Linked DNA regions of Homo sapiens: regions 1, 3 and 4 are each linked to region 2. Evidence: chromatin contacts called from ENCODE Hi-C data. All regions are on one chromosome and are shown on one strand. The core of a region is the stretch at or near the end of the contact, and the rest is flanking DNA. Distances in the headings are between cores, read along the strand shown.

Region 1 (2,700 bases), core at 16-2,515, 4.2 Mb after region 2:
AAATTTCAGCACATTATTCACAGCTAGTTCCCAACCAAGTCCAGAAACTAACACAATTAAAAAAAGAAAATGCAAAGTAAAATAGGCCCAGAATAGGTTCTTTTGATTACTTATGTTTTTGGAAATATATTTTCCTTTTTGAGTCTCCAAGAGTCCTCCTCTCAACAAGTGTAAGAGAGCCCAGGTGAGTCACTGTTCACTACTCATGGAGAAGCTAGAAGAGGCATGGTTGGGGTCTTACTAACTTTATCTCTATTTCCCATCATCGGAAAAATTCGTGAAGCCCAACGCTCTAAAACATAGATTAAGAAGTTGCTTTGAGTCTGGTAACGTGTCCTACACTGGCTGTTTAGAGCCCTGCACCACCAAGGATTAAATTCCAAAGGGGACTGGGGTGGGACAGGGCAGGAAAGCGGACTCAAACACATGAACTCCTCCCTTCCTCAAACCAAATATCTGCTGCTGATATGCCTTGATTGACTGTTAAATATGTATTAGGAAAAACAATCCCTTGCTATAAAATATCTTAAGTTTCTAAATCTATGTAGTGAGTTCTGTGTGTGTGTGTGTGTGTGTGTGTGTGTGTGTGTGTGTATGTTTTAAAGGGGGGACTTAATATTTCAAATGCAACTTCTTATATAACCATGGTATGGTGGCCCAAGACGCCAAACAGAACAAATGATTTGGATAAACAGTTTAAATTTTGTGAAAGCCTGGAGGAATCGAATTTGGACATGGAGGAAACCTGACAAAACCTTGGGTGCTATGTGATTCAAATCACAGCCCACCGAAGCGGCCACCGCGCGTACCAAGCCTTCCCCCCTAGCATACGCCTTCTGTGAACGGGCTCTTGTACCTGAACAAAGCGAGGACCCAAGTTCAGGGGCTTTGTCTCTAAAGAACAAAGATCGGCCTAGCTGCATGCTCGCTGTGCGAAAGAACCCAGGCTCCGTGGGAACCCCACGCCACTCGCGGAGCTGCGCCCCGGCGGCCGCCCTCGCCCCTCGGGCCCCTTTAAGTGCCGCGCCTGCCCCCGTCCGCGTCCCCCGCGTGCCCGGAGTACTGGGCCGCCCGCCCGCTCCTGGCCGCACCTCCCACCTCCCGCCTCCCGCCGGGGTTACGTGAGCCCGGGGCGGGCGGCCGCCGGGCCAATGGCCGCCGCCGGGGCCGCCGCGCTCCTCCCGCGCCGCCGCCGCCGCCGTGGGGCTGCGGGCTCCTCCCGCAGGAGATAACTGTCAGCGCGCGAGGCGGTGGCGGGCCGGCTCAGTCATATGACCGGCAGCCGGCGGCTCCGGCGCCGAGCAGAGTTACTCAGTCGCAGCGGCCCCGCGCTCCCGCAAGGCTGGGCGGCCGCGCCGCCGCGATGGCCCCGCCACCGCGGCCGCCGCCCCCGGCTGCGCGCTGAGCCGCCGGCCCCCCGAGCGCCACGGCCGGAGCTGCGGCGGCGGCATCATGGCCCCGACCCTGCTCCAGAAGCTCTTCAACAAAAGGGGCAGCAGCGGCAGCTCCGCGGCGGCGTCTGCCCAGGGCAGGGCTCCTAAGGAAGGACCCGCCTTTAGGTGAGGGGGCGCCGGGGGGCAATTCTGGCGCGGGACCCGAGTTGGCTTCGGTGCTCGCCGGGGAGGGGACGGGTAGGGGAAAGGGAAGGGACTGTCCAGGACGGCGCTGCCTATCGCCGGCACCTGGTCCCGGGCTTGTCAGCGTGGACGCGCCTGATCCGAGTGTGGCTCCGGACCCTCCGTGACCCTTCCTCCCGCTCTTTCTCCACAACTCAGGGTCCTTCCCCATTTCAGAGTTCTCTTGTGTTCCTTGGGGTTCCCGGGCGTGCGCTGTGCTTGGCTGTGGCGACCGGAGATTCTCCGGTTATTGGGGTGAACCCCTTCCGGGCAGAGCCGCCTGGGCACCTCTGCGGGCCCAGCAAAGCTGTGAGCTGTCATTTTGAGGGCAGCTCCAACCTATTGTGTACGTGACAGTGTTTTGAAGTTCTGAAGGAGCAACAGTCACGAAAAAGGCATCTTTCTTCTTTCTTGCCATATATGACAAGCTCTCAAACGGATGAATGAAAGTATGTAATTTCCACATCATGTGGAAGGTTGATGCCGCATGATGTGTGGAAAGGGGGAGTAAGATGCAATTATGAAATTTCCGAGATTTCAATTGATCAAAGCTGATATGTATATTTAATAGATTTGATCTCTCGAACACATACCTTTGAATATTGATAGCATTTATGGAGAGCTTACTACCTAAAATGCTTTATGTTGATTTCTGTCGTTTACTTTTCTGACAATGCGGTGAGGTGGGTGCTATTATAATTCCCATTTTACAGGTGAGGAAACTTAAAGTCACAGATAACTTAGGCGGCTTGCCCAAAATCCAGCTGTCAGTGGTAGAGCCTGTGTTTTGACCCAAGCAGTTTGACCACAGATTCCAGTCTTTAAAATCCCTATGCTATTCTGATTTCAAGGGCTAACTTTTAAAAGACGCCTTAAAATGTCCTATATTGCCTTTGAGCACAGGTATGTTGAGAAGTTTATTTAACAATTTTTCAACACATTTTAAAATTGAGCACCAACTCCCAATTCTGACACTATGCTAGGTGCTTTTTGGCCAAAATGTCTTGCAAAAACAGTTCACTGTTAAACAGATCTAGACCCAGTATAATAAACCTTTAAAAGTTTCAAGTGAAACTTTGAAATA
Region 2 (2,700 bases), core at 93-2,592:
CTACTTGTTGCAAGCTACAGGAGTCAAGTTCAGAGAAGAGGAGGAAGCTCCTCTTTGGCTAGAACCTCAGGTTTAGCAACTGAGTGATGCCGGAGTTTAACTTACTCAATAAATATTTACTGAGCTCCTACTGTGTGTCTGGCAGGTATTGTGCTAGAATCTCACAATAGAATGATAAAAAGGTGGTCATGGTCCCTGTGCTCAAGAGGAAACAGACAAATAAAAAGTAAAATAATTCCACATTTTGATAAGTGCTATGAAGGCAACAAGCAAGGCGCTGAGTCAGGGAATGAAGGACTAAGTATAATTGTGAAAGATTTCACTAAGGTGATATTTAAGCAGAAAGGGAGTTAGCCTTGCACAAAACAGAGGTAAGAACGAACCAGGCTGATGGAAATGTCATGTAAAAAAAAGTTCAGTTAACTGAAATAATACAAGGAGCGCAGTACAGCTGTGTATGGAGGATGAGATGGTGCTTTGTAGCTGCAAGGGTAGACAAGGTCCAGATTAGGTAAGGTCTTTTAGACTATTACAACAGCCTATATTTTGTTCTAGCAACATAGGGTCAGTAAAGGGTTTTAAACAAGAAAGGTATGAACAACTTACGTTTTAAACAGAACAACTTATAGAACAAAATGGAAGCAAGGAAACCAACCAACGGGGAGCTAATGCACCAGTCCAGGTGAAAGATGATGTTGGTCTCAATTAAGGTGGACTGCAGCGGATATGGAGAAGAGTGAATGGAATCAATAAACATGTGGGGTAAGATGGACAAGACCAGCTAACAGCGTTGGCTGTTCATGCCAGGGAAAGATGTAAAGAACGGCAAGTTTTTCTGGGGGTAGAGGTGAAATAAGAGACGACCTGAACGCAAGATAGAGAAGACTACCAATCTTTTAGGGCACAGACTCACTGACACTGCCCCGAGGGCGGCAAGTACCAGTGGTCGATCACCAACAGAGGCCCCGCCTCCGAGGACACTTTCCAGCTCCCAAGAGTCAAACGAGGACTGGACGAATTATCTCAGGCTTCGCGCCCAGGCTGAACCTCCGACTCGGGTTCTCATCCGGCTTCTACCCCTTCCCCGAAAACCCGAAGAAGAGACCACTCGGCCTTGGCCAAATAGCTCCCCTCGTAGCCTCTTTTCTCTCTGGACTCCAAGTACTCTCAATCCCCCACGCGCACTGCCAAAAAAAACAGTCCAGAGACAAACGACTCTTGAGAGCCCCAGTGTCACTTTACCTCGACCATGATGCTACCGTGTATCCCACCTCCGGCAGGGAAGAAACTCTAATCACTAACGCAGTACCCGCCGCCACAGCTGTGCAGCACCTTCCGGAATTGGGCGCCCAGGCGGCGGATGTGATGCAAGCTCTGCGCACGCGCGCTAGTCTCCCTCGGCCATCTAGGATCAGGAGGCGGGTCTCCCTCCTCGGGACCGCCTCTAGGGCGGAGTCTCGAGGCTGAAAGCCGGAGACTCCTGGAAGGGCCTGGGTGGAGGGTTTCACTCGTCCCTCTGAAGAAATCTTAGAATTATGTTTTCTGCCTTAGTTGGGGTCCTGGTTGTTCGTGCTGTATTCCCCGGAAGCTTAACGCTTTTTATTCAGAGAACCTAAGCGTCTGGAGAGCAAACTCCCGTGGGCTCTATCTAAGGCATTTCCACTACCTTGATCTCTTTGGAGGTCGCCTGCGTGCTTTGTGTCTCCTGGTTCTAATCCTGGCGAGAAGCACTTGGACACTTGTAGGCTTAACACCTGAAAACAATTTCGCTTAAACAGTCCAGTAAACACTTGTTAAGTGAACGTTGAGGAATAGCTGTTTTAATTTGGAAAATTTTGACATGTAGTTATAACAAAACCCCATATTTATTTTCTGCTAATAGATTTTTTTTTTTAATTTCTCAAAACTGCATAGCTCTTGTCCATTTCCTAGTTGCCTGCTGATTATTGTGGCTTCAACAATGCCAGGGTACAGCTTTTCAAAGCTGGTAGAAGACACAATTGGAGACTTTAGCCATTTTTATTTATACATATCCTTGTGCCAAGTATTGGTATTTTTGCTTTCTACCCTGGTAAAATCTGTGGTTTGTGATCAACCCTACCCAATTATTTTTCTATGTAAAAAAAAAAATGGATGGACTTAGGCATTTACAAACTTAAATAGACAAACATTTTACTGGCCCTGTTTCAGTTTCACTAATCCTGTCCTGAGAGCATACTGCTTACACTTTGAGAGGGGGAAAAAATCTAGCAAAAGAATAGCAATATAAATCAACCTTACTTGGAAATTCATTAAAAACATTAAGGTCATGGGTTTTTGTTTGAGACAGAGTTTCGCTCTTGTCGCCCAGGCTGGAGTGCCATGGCGCGATCTTGGCTCACTGCAACCTCAGCATCCCAGGTTCAAGCTATTCTCCTGCCTCAGCCTCTGGAGTAGCTGGGATTACAGGCGCCCGCCACCATGCCCGGCTAATTTTTGTATTTTTAGTAGAGACAGCGTTTCACCATGTTGGCCAGGCTGGTCTTGAACTCCTGACCTCAGGTGATCCGCCCGCCTCGGCCTCCCAAAGTGCTAGGATTACAGGCATGAGCCACTGAGCCCTGCCTTAAGGTCATGTTTTTACTTGAAGATACAGCATCTCTGAATTTAACTGTGAGTTTGGCCTAAGAATTGCTTTTCTGTAAAGGTGGCAGGTGATGG
Region 3 (2,700 bases), core at 126-2,625, 3.5 Mb before region 2:
TAGTTATGTCTAAAAATAAAACTAGTCAAAATTAAAAATACTAACTTTGCAGCAAATTAATCTTGCATCAGCACTACAAACAAATTTTTAAACTTATTGTAGCAAAACATAACTTCGACAGAATCAAAGACATTAATTCTCAAGTCCAAAAAAAGGTCACAAGAAATTATTTAAAGTGGTAAAGGGAAACGCAGACTTAGGCATACAAGCCAAGAAAAAAAAAATTAGAGATAACTCCTCCGCTAGAACCTCCCCCCAATACTTCCATAGCAACAATTATTTCCTTAGCACAAAAGTGATGTGTTCACTTTCACAAAACCTGGATCATCTAAGTTTGCACAATTCCCTTCAATCTAAAAAACAGATGAAATTGTTTCATTTAGGTGAGTAGAATTTTGTGTCCCTATACACGAAAAAAGTCACCATCAGTGTGAGTAAACCACATGGCTCCAGCTTTAAGATCTTGTTCCCCAACCCACTGAAAAGAGTATATGCTTATAAAATATTCATGGACTTACCAGGTTAAAGACAGTTTCTACAATATCCCTATTGGATACTTCTCCAACTTCAACCAAACCGGTCAACACGGCAAATTTCATTCTGATGCCCCTGATGGGGAGCCCTGGTTTCAGAGACAATGCACCCCCTTCAGTAGGGGTTTCTTCTCTCCCTCCACCTCCCCCGTCATCACCTGTTGGTGGCGGGGAAGGGACACGATTGTCTTCGCTAGCCATTGCTAGCTCACGATAAAGGACAACTCAGAGTCACCCTGGGACGGCAGTCGCTGCACTGGTAATGAGCACAACACACGCAATGCAAAACGAAAGGGTCCCTCTTCCAACTTGTGGAGATACCCCAAAGCAGTTGATGTGGAAAGTCCTTGGCGTCGCCCTCCTCCTCTTGGAGAATATTTGTCCAATCTCTCTCCCCGAGGCTGACAACAACGCCAAACCCTATTGGAAGATTAAATATATGTTAAATAGGCTAGGTTTTGTTTTAGGGTTTTGAGGGGACAAGAGGGAAATAGTTATTGTCGGTCAAGTAAGTTACTAAAGGCACCCCACTACTAGCCACCCGCTTCTCCCGGGCTCAAAAAGCTGGGTTCTGGGTGAAGGCAGGTCCAAGAGGCCCCCGAACAGGCTCACTCCTCCCCCACTCTCGTGCAGGTTCTAGGCGCAGGGTAACCTCTCCTCACAGGTGCACTAGAAAGAGAAACTGTCGCGGGGAAAGGAGGGATCGGAGGAAAGAAGGGGGGCCCACAAGCTATCACAGAGGTAGAAAGTTCTTCCTCACCCAGATACTCCGGACTCGTCCTCACCCCCCGCCCAGGAGCAGCGAGACCGAGGTGGCGGCGGAGATCCAGGGCAGGAAAAGGCGGGGGAAGGGGGCGGTGATTATTCTAAATGCTCGGCCCAGTGGGAGGAGTGAAGCACCTCTCTCAGGCACCTGAGATTCGACGGGAAGGGGTGGGGAGGTGTGTGTGGTGGCAGGAAGGGAGGGGAGCGGCCAGAGAAACCCAGCGGCCACCGCAGGGAGAGAAGGGAGGACAGAGAGGTCAGTGCACCTGGTCGCAGCCTCCAAGTTTCCCTAGTCCGCTCCCCGGGAGTCCGCGGCTGCACAGAACTCCATGGCTTCCTGGCCCGCCCCGCCCCTGCGCTCAGCCTTTGCAAAAGCAGCCGCTGCTGGCGCTACGGGCGCCGCGGCTGAGGCTGCTGCGAGTGGTGAGGATGCTACTGCCACAGCTCGCCCCGCCACGGGTCGCGCGGCTGTCGTGTGCCCACTGAAGCTGCTCCCGGCCGCCATGACAGCGCCGAGTGCTGCCGGGCGCGGCGTGCGCGTGCGCGAGCGCGAGTGCGCGGGGCGGGAGGGCGCGAAGGCGGAGGCAGCCGCGCGGCGGGGGCGCGGTGACGACGCGCGGACAGCCAAGGGGGCCCCGAGCCAGCCGGAGTGCTGGGCTGGGGCTTCCGGCTGCACTAGGCGCGCTGCTCTGGTAGCACCAGGTGTGTACCCGGCCCGGCGAGGAGAGACCCTTCCGTCCGAGGGCCTACACTTTCCCCTCTCCCACTCTCGGACCTCGGGAGGTGCTTCTGCCAAGTCCTGAGGCGGGGATTTTGGCGCTCCTGCTGTTGTTAAGTTACCGTAGGGTCTCTTGGCGCGGAGGGAACACGCGCTGCGTTGCCTAGGTGTCTCATTGGACTTGGAGAAGAACACCTGAGGCACCTCTACGAGCCAGAGAGGTGACGGCGCTGGAGCCAGTGAGGCTGCTGTCCCTGCCCAATGGGAGCGAGGAGTCCCCACCCCTGGCTGCTTTCAGCTGTTGCCCGCCCGCCGCTCTCGGCGGAGACTTGGAGATTTCCACTGGGATACCTCGGCAGCTGCCGCCATTCGGGAGGGGAGGGGAGGGGACCGAGTCGACGAGGAATGGGAAAGATTCCTTGCTTTGCAGCTGCCGCGCCACGAAACCTCTCCCACATTCATTCTAGGCAGAGGATTCCTGAGACAGCTGCTATAAACAGCGTGGAGACAGGGTTCCTTGTGCCTGTAGACCTCCGAAGGGTTTTTTCCTCTCGTGATTTTCCAATGTGAAGATTAGGCTCGCGTCATTCTCAGAGTAGATCAAAAGATAAATTATATTAGGTAGTACAGATAGGTCCTCATACTCAGTGTCCCTTCTTTCCACCCGCTATTAACAGTAAACCA
Region 4 (2,700 bases), core at 11-2,510, 4.1 Mb after region 2:
CCACGTGACCTAAACCCTTCAAGCTGGGTCCAGCGCTAAGCAGGCCTGGGGCAGACAATGGCATTATCAGCTGTCCCTGGGCAGGTGGCCAACTAGAACAGCAGGCTCTAAGTCCCATGGAAAGAAATCACAGCCTGATCTCAAGTACCCACAGAAAGCCAGCAAACTCATGCAGTGAAAACTATTCTCCGAAACCCATGCAATGAAAACTATTCTCCGATGGGAAAGGAGGAGGCAGAGAGCCAGCAACAGGCAGCGCAGAGCTGCGTGGCTTCGGGTTACTGCGGATGATTGAAACCAGAAGGCGAGACAAAAAGAAACCAGTGAGGGGTGGGGCGGGTGGAAGGAAAACCCCTTAAGACTCCTCACCACTAAATCTAAAGGGGGAACCCTCAGAGAGGGGTGGCACTTTAGCTGCTGGCATCCCCCCCGCTTCCCGCCCGCACGCTCTGGGGCGCAGAAGGGCCGGTCGTCCCGGGTCATGGGGGTTGGGGGACCGATTCCCTAGCCTCGCGAGCCCCGCCGCCGCCGGTCTTCCCAGAGGCGCCGAGGGGGGACGCGGTCCCGACACCACACTCACGTCTCCGATCTGCAGCTCCACTTCCTCCAGCTGGTCCACCGTTGGGCCGCTGCTCCTGCTCGGAACTGGCCAGCCCAAACTCACTGGGCCGCCCGGGGAAGATGCTGCAGAGGCGTCTGAAGAGGAGGGAGAAGAGGGAGGCGGCGGGGGCGGCGAAGAAACCTGCAACTCCTCAGGGTCGGCCATGGGGAAGGGTTGGGACCGCGGAATCCGACCCGAGAAGCCGAACCGACACCAACTGTCTTTTAACCACTCGCGCCCAAAGCCGAAAGGCCCCGCCTCCTAACGCCAGAAATCCCGCCCAGTCTCCTCGTGGGTCTCAGCCCCGGACCACAAAGACGTTTCATTTTTCGGGACAGCCAATCATATGAGTCAATTCACCTTAGGCAACTCACGGCTCCTGCGCGAGCCTCCAATCGATCTCGAAGGGCACTCGTAGAGAAAACTACACCTCCCAGGAAGCCGTGTGCGTCGCCCCGCCTTCTACTGCCTTTCACTGCGCGTGCGTCGTGCTGTGGGATTCGCGGACCCCTCTGGCCGCGCTGTGGCTGTTTCACCGCTCCCCGGCTGGGACTTGGAGTCCCTTATCTTTCCCTGGTTTGGTACATGACCCGGAAGCCTCGGCTGGCCGTTGCGTCATCCATGGCGCCGGCGCAGAGCGAGAAGGAGGTGGGAACGCCGTGAAGCAAGAGCGGTCGGCAGAGCGGGGAGGCGAACTGCAGCAGAGTTCTTGCTTTCCGGCAGGTGATGGCGCCCCCCGCGGCCTAGAGGTCCAGCGCCCGCCGCGAGCAGCGGACAGTCCTCCTGTTGTGTCCGACCGAGAGTCCTGGTGACTTTGAACATGCTGGTGCCGCTAGCCAAGCTGTCCTGCCTGGGTGAGAGGAAACGGGCGGTGGGGATAAGTGGAGGAGTTAGGGCAAAAGGGACAAGGCCGGTCCTGGGGGCTGTAGGCACCTCTCGCCCCTTCTCTCATCAGCTTTCTCAGGCTATCTAGGGCAAAGGTCACGCGCTGTCAGCCTGTTGGGGGACCCTGGCTTCCTCCCTCTGGGGTTGCCCCAGTTGGTAGAATTAATATCTAGGCTAAAGGTCAAGGGCGGGGAAAACTTGTCAACACGCCCTCGGCATCACCACCACCTGTCAACACACACACACCTCGGTGGACTCCTGAACTGAGGCTTCCCAAATCCTGGTTCTAATCTTCAAACCTCTGTTGGAAATGGAAAAAAAAAAATCGTATTTGCCCAGTTTTTCTCCCTGGTCCTGACCTGACTTTCGTCTTCGGAGCCATTCTAGTTCAGTCTAAAGAAATTGAAGTCTGATCTGTCACATCATGGTTAACATTCATATGTTGACCAAGTCACCCAAGTGTATCTGGAGCCAGTTTTTCTGCGTTGTCTAAAATTAAGGGCTGGGCGTGGTGGCTCAAGCCTGTAATCCCAGCACTCTGGGAGGCTGAGGCGGATGGATCACCTGAGGTCAGGAGTTCAAGACCAGCCTGGCCAACATTGTGAAACCCCATCTCTACTAAAAATACAAAAATTAGCTGGGCGTTGTGGCCCACTCCTGTAATCCCAGCTACTCAGGAGGCTTAGGTAGGAGAATCACTTGAACCCGGAGGTGGAGGTTGCAGTGAGCTGAGATCGCACCACTGCACTCCAGCCTAGGTGAAAGAGCCAGACTCCGTCTCAAAAAAAAATTAAATTAAATTAACTCTAAGGGCTTTATCGTGTTATGGGTATTCTGTGAACCATCGTGACAGATGAAGTTGGATGGTCTTTTTAAAGTTTTACTTAAATTTTTGTTGTTGTCGTTAATTCAAACAGAAAAGTTCCCTAAAGGATCTCATATTCTGTCATAACTGGCTTAATTTTTTTAAATCTTTAGTTTACTTAAGTTTTGGTGATAGAATCATTAAGTCTAAATATTCCAAATTCAAGGATATTCTTATGAAATTTCATGAAAGTAGAATTTTGTTAAATTTGGCTTCCATATATTAAGAAATTAGAACTTTGTTTAAATTTCATGTCACCCATGCATTTTTTGCTGCACTTAATGTATGGATAAGATGGTGTTTGGAACGTTAAAGTAGTCAGATGCTATCTGCCTTAGAGCCTAATTTA

Evidence for each region. A loop is a pair of places that touch in the nucleus more often than their neighbours do. Pooled maps may share reads with other maps.
Region 1: a pooled map shows a loop between it and region 2 (9-fold over the local background). The contact joins the promoter of FNIP2 here to the promoter of PLRG1 in region 2. A Hi-C loop is called at or near these places in 5 of 50 pooled maps.
Region 3: a map of CD4-positive, alpha-beta T cell shows a loop between it and region 2 (15-fold over the local background). The contact joins the promoter of LRBA here to the promoter of PLRG1 in region 2. A Hi-C loop is called at or near these places in 2 of 168 maps with a recorded cell type or tissue (CD4-positive, alpha-beta T cell and CD4-positive, alpha-beta memory T cell) and 9 of 50 pooled maps.
Region 4: a map of B cell shows a loop between it and region 2 (19-fold over the local background). The contact joins the promoter of ETFDH here to the promoter of PLRG1 in region 2. A Hi-C loop is called at or near these places in 5 of 168 maps with a recorded cell type or tissue (B cell, CD4-positive, alpha-beta T cell, CD4-positive, alpha-beta memory T cell and 2 more), 1 of 37 single-sample maps with no recorded cell type and 14 of 50 pooled maps.

What each region holds. Positions count from the first base shown.
Region 1 is chr4:158,767,761-158,770,460 of GRCh38, forward strand. It overlaps FNIP2 (folliculin interacting protein 2), which reads left to right and starts at 1,266. Exons shown (of 17, transcript NM_020840.3): 1 at 1,266-1,559. The coding sequence starts at 1,453. RefSeq lists a silencer at 1,007-1,216 and an enhancer at 1,174-1,911.
Region 2 is chr4:154,549,058-154,551,757 of GRCh38, forward strand. PLRG1 (pleiotropic regulator 1) reads right to left here and starts at 1,343. Exons shown (of 15, transcript NM_002669.4): 1 at 1,243-1,343. The coding sequence starts at 1,251. RefSeq lists enhancers at 1,447-1,496, 1,517-1,676.
Region 3 is chr4:151,013,909-151,016,608 of GRCh38, forward strand. LRBA (LPS responsive beige-like anchor protein) reads right to left here and starts at 1,376. Exons shown (of 57, transcript NM_001364905.1): 1 at 1,294-1,376; 2 at 519-953. The coding sequence starts at 734. RefSeq lists enhancers at 806-985, 1,166-1,295, 1,647-2,244 and a silencer at 1,796-1,945.
Region 4 is chr4:158,671,036-158,673,735 of GRCh38, forward strand. ETFDH (electron transfer flavoprotein dehydrogenase) reads left to right here and starts at 1,261. Exons shown (of 13, transcript NM_004453.4): 1 at 1,261-1,455. The coding sequence starts at 1,422. It overlaps C4orf46 (chromosome 4 open reading frame 46), which reads right to left and starts at 852. Exons shown (of 2, transcript NM_001008393.4): 1 at 581-852. The coding sequence starts at 766. RefSeq lists enhancers at 1-467, 468-1,104, 947-1,506, 1,108-1,609 and a silencer at 457-526.